Regions from separate parts of the Homo sapiens genome. Here region 2 is linked to region 1. Evidence: chromatin loops called from intact Hi-C (ENCODE). Cell type or tissue: Caco-2. All regions are shown on one strand. Region 1 overlaps DNAH2 (dynein axonemal heavy chain 2). Region 2 overlaps DNAH2 (dynein axonemal heavy chain 2).

Region 1 (4,000 bases):
GAGAGTGATCTCTCCCATTTCCAAGTGCTTGGGTCAGGTAGTGCTTGCTTGCTGTGTGCCTTGCACCGTGCCATAGCCCACATCACCCTTACCTGCAGCCACCTTGGCGAGGCTCCGAAAGGATGAAACTTACCAGAATTACTCAGTTAAGGCAGAGCTACTTCTACTTTCTAGTAGTGGAACTATTTCCACGATGTGGGCTGCCTTTCCCAGTGAGGTGGCAGCGGGAAAGGGAACATGTATCGTGTAAATGCTATGTGTAATCCCCCACCCCATATTCCTCATGATGAAAAGGACGGTGATACAGTCTGTAACCAGGCACAACTGCTGTTGGGTGGTCAGATATACATACAGGATCACACACACATATACAGGATCACACACACATATACAGGATCACACACATATACAGGATCATACACACATATACAGGATCACACACACATATACAGGATCACATACACATACAGGATCACACACACATATACGGGATCACACACACGTATACGGGATCACACACATATACGGGATCACACACACATATATGGGATCACACACATGTATACGGGATCACACACACGTATACGGGATCACACACACATATACAGGATCACACACACATATACAGGATCTTGGGACAAGGCTCTATCAGTTCTCTCCTTCAGATTTCAGTGAATATATATATATTCATTCCAACCTCCACAGAGTCCACAGGTGGCAATGACTTGAGAGGGGTTTCTCTAGTATACACAGCTCTGCCCAGGCCTCCATCTCTAGTGTGGGACCTTGCACTTGGTCCTTTGTCTTTTTATTTTTATTCTTATTTTCTACTTTTTGAATAGAGGCGGGGTCTCACCATGTCGCCAGGCTGGTCTCAAGCTCCTGGCCTCAAGTGATCCTTCTGCCTTGGCTTGCCAAAGTATTGGGATTACAGGCATGAGCCACCACGCCCAGCCAGCTCTTTGTCTCGAATGGACTCTCCCTCTAACAGCTCTTGGGTTCATTTCTTTCTTTTTCTTCCTCTTTCAAGGTTCCACCTTAGGTATGGCCTCTGGCATGGAGTGGCAGTCATTTATGTGCTGTCTGGCCTTCACTTGCCACCATCTTGTGTGGCTTATTATGCTTCAAGAGGTCTCCGTCCCCTACCCAGCTACCCTGAAACTACCAAGTAGTTTCTGGGCTCTAGGAAAGGGTGGTGGAAGGAAGGGGAAGAAAATTCACCTCATCTCACGTATTTTATCTCATTTACTCTTCACGATAACCCTATAGGGTAGGTATTCTTTTACAACATGAGGAAACTAGGCTCAAAGAGATTAATTTAACAAAGCTACAAAATGGCAGCTACAAAATGGCAGAGTCATGATGTGAACAAGAACAATCTGGCTGCGAGCCCTGTGTTTGATGCGCTATACTCGAATCTCTCCCAGGTAGCTGAGAAACTGGAGATGCTAAAGAAACAGTATGATGAGAAGCTGGCACAGAAGGAGGAGCTTCGCAAGAAGTCTGAAGAGATGGAGCTGAAGCTGGAGCGAGCTGGGATGCTCGTGTCGGGGTTGGCTGGCGAGAAGGCCAGATGGGAGGAGACAGTCCAGGTGAGATCAGCTGTACTACCTGGTGTCCTTTCACTCTGCTCGCCACTTCCGAGAGACCCATCCCTTTTAGCTTGAGGAGCAGTCAGGGAAAACGGGGACACCTGGGTATAGGGAACTCTAAGAACTGAGGCGTGGGAGCTCTTCCCCTCCCCCTGCACACCTTTGGTGAGAGCAATGGAAGGAAAGGCTTTTTGCATTATTAGGGATCTGCTTCAGTGTTTGGGCAGGGCTGGGAAGCACACACAAGGACTCTTGATGTAGCCCAACAACCAGACAGAAAACAGACACAGCACATCTTGCTTCTGCCCCTCAGTGAGCTCCTGGCTTCACAGAAAGGTTAGGCCTTATCACCAGAATGTAAACATTGCCATTAGAGATAGAGAACTCAAAAGTAATTAGAACCAGGCTAGAGTTGTCAGGACACACAGGTTTAGGGGAGGGAAAGATCCTCTTTGAACCTGACAGTGTCCAGAAGAGGGTGCCTTCAAAAGCATTCCAAGTGTCTCCCAGAGTGCTGGGGCCCAGGCAGGCTTACCCTCCCTCCTGTCCGCCAGGGCCTGGAGGAGGACCTGGGCTACCTGGTGGGGGACTGTCTCCTGGCAGCTGCCTTCCTGTCCTACATGGGACCCTTCCTGACCAACTACCGGGATGAGATTGTCAACCAAATCTGGATCGGGAAGGTGAGATGGGACTCAGGCATGACAAGTAGGCTCCGAGACCAGGGCTGGGGGCAGGACCTTTGGGAATATTAAGAGATACCGTGAAGGCGCGGGGGCTGCTGGGCTCAGCTCTTCAAGTTAAAGCATGGGGCTTTTCTCTCCCCAGATCTGGGAGCTTCAGGTTCCTTGCTCCCCTTCTTTCGCCATCGATAACTTCCTGTGCAATCCTACCAAAGTCCGGGACTGGAACATCCAAGGGTTGCCCTCAGACGCCTTCTCCACTGAGAATGGCATCATCGTCACCCGAGGCAACAGGTGAGGGTGCTGCTGGGCGTGGGGGCGGTACGGGAGCATGGGAGAGAGGGCCTCACCTCTGACCTGTACTCCCCTTCCAGGTGGGCACTGATGATCGACCCTCAGGCCCAGGCCCTGAAATGGATTAAGAACATGGAAGGAGGCCAGGTGTGAGGCTGGGGGGTCAGGTTAGCCCCCCCCTTCCTGAGGCCCCACCTCTCCCGTAGTGTTCCTTCACCTTCCCCCTTGCTCTCTAGGGCCTGAAGATCATCGACCTGCAGATGAGCGATTACCTGCGAATCCTAGAACACGCCATTCACTTTGGATACCCGGTGCTACTTCAGAACGTGCAGGAATATCTGGACCCCACACTGAACCCCATGCTCAACAAATCTGTAGCCCGAATCGGTCAGGACAAGTCCCCAAGACCAGCCAAGTGGGATGCTAGGGAGGGAAGGGCTGGCTCTCTGACTGTGTCCTCTTCTTACCTGTCCCTCCATTCAGACAGCCCTGGCCTGGGGCCTTAGGACAGGCTGAGTCGCTGCCCCTGGATGCCGGTGGGGGATGGGTTAGCTGGTACCCATCACATGGAGTCCTTGCCCCTGACCCTTCCGTGGATGCAGGTGGTCGGCTGTTGATGCGCATTGGCGATAAGGAGGTGGAATATAATACCAATTTCCGTTTCTACATCACCACCAAGCTCTCCAACCCCCACTACAGCCCAGAGACCTCAGCCAAGACCACCATCGTCAACTTTGCTGTTAAAGAACAGGTGGGTACAGGCTGAGGTCCAGACTGAGCTAGGGTGAAGCAGGAAGAGTTTGGAAGGATTGAGAAAAGGGATAAGCTTGTGTTGGGCAGCTGAGGATGAGGGGTCTTTCAAGGTGGAAAGAGATGAGGAAGGTGAAGGTCGAAGGAGTGACAGCCCCTCACTGTGAGTCCTGATGCCCCCAGGGCCTGGAGGCCCAGCTGCTGGGCATTGTGGTGCGGAAGGAGCGGCCTGAGCTGGAGGAGCAGAAGGACTCACTGGTCATCAACATCGCGGCTGGTAAAAGGAAGCTCAAGGAGCTGGAGGATGAGATCCTGCGGTGAGGCCCTGCCTTCCCCTCCCACTGCCCCACGGGTCTACTCCCAGCCAGCCTCCACCCAGTCTACCCCAGGCACAACAGCATCCCAGGGAGCCTGGTCCCGCTAACCCCTTGCTCCATGTGCCTCTGGGCCTCCCCCTAGGCTGCTGAATGAGGCCACCGGCTCCCTGCTGGATGATGTGCAGCTGGTGAACACGCTGCATACCTCCAAGATCACAGCCACAGAGGTGACTGAGCAGCTGGAGACCAGTGAGACCACAGAGATCAACACTGACTTGGCGCGGGAGGTAAGCTCCCGGCCCTCCAGTCCTGCCTCCCACCAGCCATCCAAGATGCAACTCCATCATGACGGCTCGAGACCCCTCCT
Region 2 (4,000 bases), 69 kb before region 1:
GGTCAGCCAGCGAGAGTAGATACAGCATCAACTTCAGTGCTAAACAGTCTCAAGTTCAAACCCTGGAGCATTTTGCCACGTGACCTCAGGCGGGCCATTGAATTTCTCTGAGCCTGAGTTTCCTCATCTACTTAAAAAACCCTTTCCTGGCATTATCGGGCAGCTGATGACTCACGCAAAGGTCCTCACAAAGAATGAACAACCAAGAAGCATTCTTGCCCCCTTCAAAACAATTGCCTCATAAAACTTGATGAAGATAGTATTTTCAAAACAAATGTAGCAGAGTGATGTAACAGTTTTAGTTTTTAAAACATTTTAACCTTTACAAAGGGCTAATATAGGCATACAGTGTAAAATTCAAAAGTCATTCTACAAAAGGATAGAGAATGAAAAGCCTGCTCCTCTGCTGTCCCCTAGGGGACCCAGTTTCACTCTGAAGACAGTCAGTGTTTCAGATTCTTGTATAATATTCCAGGAATAGACATATATGTCTACTTAAGTATCCTTTTTTGCATAAATAGTAGTGTACTATACATATTGTTCTATATATTCCAAGTGCTTTCAAAATGATTAATTTTTCCATTATAAAATTATTGATCATTTTAGAACATTTGCAAAATGCAGAAAAGTAGAATGAAGAAAAAAATACTCCTAAGAATAACCACTTTTAATGATTTGGTATATTTTTATCACTTCCTCCCCACCCTCCATTTCATTTGGTTGTTTTCCTTTAATCTTTTAAATCTTTACTGGGTATTTTAAAATGACAAAAACACTACATGCTCACTGTTAAGAAAAACAAAAGATTAATGCAGAAGTATGTAAAGAAATGGCTGGCATGGTGGCTCATGCCTGTAATCCTAGCACTTTGGGAGGCCAAGGTGGGCAGATCACCTGAGGTCAGGAGTTCAAGACCAGCCTGGCCAACATGGTGAAACCCCGTCTCTACTAAAAATACAAAAATTAGCCAGGCATGGTGGCGTGCGCCTGTAATCCCAGCTACTTGGGAGGCTGAGGCAGGAGAATCACTTGAACTCGGGAGGCGGAGGTTGCAGTGAGCCGAGAATGCGCCATTGCACTCCAGCCTGGGCAACAAGAGTGAAACTTTATCTCAAAATTAAAAAAAAAAAAAAAAAGAAGCTTGTAAGGGAAAAAGTGAAAATTCAGCACATATCCCCAATCCCTAGAGGTAACCATGATTATCATGTAATCAAAAATATATCCTGCATATATGAAATAGAATCACATCATGAATGGCATTTTTGCAACTTGCCTTTTTTTTTGAATGTGGAGACAGGGTCTTGCTATGTTGCCCAGACTGGTCTGGAACTTCTGGCCTCAAGTGATCCTCCCACCTTGGCCTCCCAAAGTGCTGGGAGCCACTGCACCCCGTCACACCTTGCTTTTTTTTTAAGGTTAACAATCTGTGTGGGGGATCTTTCATTCTGTATGTATAGAATTACTTAATTCTTTTTCCTGGCTTGCAGTATGAAATCATAGTATGGCTGTACTGTAATTTAATGAACCAGTCTACTATTGATGGACTTATAAATTGTACAGTTTCTGTAAGGTTCTTGACTATTCCGTGCTGGTGGATTTCAACTGTGATTCCCGCACTTTGTTCCCTTCCCTCTGCAGCACTGTGTTTACTGAAATTTGAACACAGTGTCCCTCTAGTTAGGATAAACCAGGAGACAACTTCTCTGTCTGCTATTATCATCTCTTGTCTGGAATACCTTCTGCATAATCTTGATAGTAGAGCTTATCAAGGCAACTTTGGGCCAAATATTTATGGCTTGGGTTTATCTGAAATCCAAATAATGGCGAAACACGTCTTCCAGATAGAAGAGGTGCCTGTTTCTGTCCTTTGGGGATTGTTTTCCAGAGAGATGTTATAGGATACTTTACATTTTTGTGGTTTTAAGATAAAACTGCCTCAATCCAGTAAATAATGGAAGGGAAAGAACACGATCACAGTGAAGGATTTTGAAAGTCTGGGCTCATCACCAGTAAAGAAATCCAAGTCAGTTACAGCTTCCAAAACTTATTAACACTTCAAGGAAGTGAAGATAACTTTATCAGATTTGCTCTTTGTGTTCAAGCTCCAGTTAAGATCTTGAAATAAGCAGACTGTCCAAATGTTCTGATGTTCCTCGGAATTACCTGGCTCTCTTAGTCCTGGAGCCTTCCAGTCCCTAATAGCACTGATTTAATCCCACAAGGGGTTTTGGTATCCCACCTATATCCCAAATATTTGAACTCTGAAGTCCAAATTGGCTTTTATCACGTTTTACGGACAGAACAGCTTCACAGATTGCACTTAACACAAACATATTCCAGATGTCATCCACACCCTGGCTGAAGGAGCTGTATTATCACCCTGTGTGGAGCAGAGTAGAATTTCCTGAGAGGAGGAGACGAGATACTGAGGTCTGTTTTTTGTTCCCAGAGCTTCTCTCTCTTTTTTCCCCGGTCACAGAGTGCCTTTTCCCCCCGGGTCAGCCCGCTCTGGGCTCTAACCACTCAATTCCTCTGGCTTTCCTTTCTACCTCTACTGCCTGACCACTTGTTTGGAGATAAATTATGAAGTATTTTTAAAAAGTCATCCCCCAGACAGATTTTTATTTATTTATTTTTTTGAGACAAGGTCTCACTGTGTTACCCAGGCTGGAGTGCACTGGTGCAATCTTGGCTCACTGTAGCCTCCGCCTCCCGGGCTCAAGCAACCCTCCCACCTCAGCTTCCTGAGTACTGGGAACACAGGTGCCTGCCACCATGCCCAGCTAATTTTTTCTATTTTTGGTAGAGATGGGTTTTCACCATGTTGCCCAGGCTGGTCTCGAACTCCTGAGTTCAAGCCATCCACCCACCTCAGCCTCCCAAAGCGTTGGGATTACAGGCCTAAGCTACCTTGCCCAGCCTCGCCACACAGATTTTTTTTTTTTTTTAAAGAAAAACTGATATTTGTCAATGAAATAAAATTTGCATTCTGGAAATTTCTTGACAAACTTCAGTTAAAGACTGAACATCATTCAAAGTTTCTCCCAGGATTTTCAGCTCAGCATCAGGAAGGTATTGTCTGAATTCATCCTGTTGACTGACATATTAAACTTGGATAATTTGCCTTAAAGTTATCTTGAAAATCTTGCCTTGGCCGGATGCGGTGGCTCGCATCTGTAATCCCAGCACTTTGGGAGGCCGAGGTGGGTGGATCACCTGAGGTCAGGAGTTCGAGACCAGCCTGACCAACATGGAGATACCCTGTCTCTACTAAAAATACAAAATTAGCCGGGCATGGTGGCAAGCGTCTGTAATCCCAGCTACTCAGGAGGCCGAGGCAAGAGAATTGCTTGAACCTGGGAGGCAGAGGTTGTGGTGAGCCGAGATTGCGCCATTGCACTCCAGCCTGGGCAACAAGAGCTAAACTCCCCCCCAAAAAAAAAAAAAAAAAAAAAAAAAAAAAAAAAAAAAAAAGAAAGAAAAAAGAAAATCTTGCCAAGATGAGAGAATGAAGAATTTGTTTTGGTGCAATGTTGGCCAGCATACATGCCCAAGTAGGCTTGCTCAGATGTTTATCAACAGTGACAAATCCAAGACATCCAGTTTGAAGGACATGATAATACGTTTATGCTACTAGAAATGTTTCTGTATCTATTCACACACTTCCAATCTCCCCATATCATTATAACACAACTTTTTGTTACATTGATGTTTAGGGCTTATCTTATTATGACTCTATTAGGATTGTTCACTGCTGAGTTGAGTAATTTTACATTGTTATAGTTCTTTTGCTTGTACAATGTTTTGCTCAATTTGGAATTTAAAATTGCCTCATTATTAGGCCAGGTGTGGTGGCTCATGCCTCTAATCCCAGCACTTCAGGAGGCTGAGGTGGGTGGATCACGAGGTCAGGAGTTCGAGACCAGCCTGGCCAACATGGTGAAACCCCGTCTATACTAAAAATACAAAAAATAGCTGGGCATGGTGGCGGGTGGCTGTA

What was found. Peaks named below come from ENCODE experiments on the same cell type or tissue, not always from the same donor. Only the 100,000 strongest peaks of a DNase experiment are listed, where the experiment ranks them.
Region 2: it touches region 1 in a loop (17-fold over the local background); 47 of 110 quality-filtered maps call a loop at or near these places.

What each region holds. Positions count from the first base shown.
Region 1 is chr17:7,815,144-7,819,143 of GRCh38, forward strand. DNAH2 (dynein axonemal heavy chain 2) reads left to right here. Exons shown (of 86, transcript NM_020877.5): 64 at 1,428-1,592; 65 at 2,147-2,272; 66 at 2,418-2,566; 67 at 2,647-2,713; 68 at 2,803-2,953; 69 at 3,169-3,317; 70 at 3,500-3,633; 71 at 3,776-3,920. Among named protein-coding and RNA genes, the nearest start is that of KDM6B, 17 kb to the right of the region's middle. In Caco-2, no CTCF peak of the experiment used is centred here; a DNase peak (open chromatin) is centred at 2,088.
Region 2 is chr17:7,745,875-7,749,874 of GRCh38, forward strand. All of the region lies in intron 12 of DNAH2 (dynein axonemal heavy chain 2), which reads left to right. Among named protein-coding and RNA genes, the nearest start is that of DNAH2, 30 kb to the left of the region's middle. In Caco-2, no CTCF peak of the experiment used is centred here; no DNase peak of the experiment used is centred here.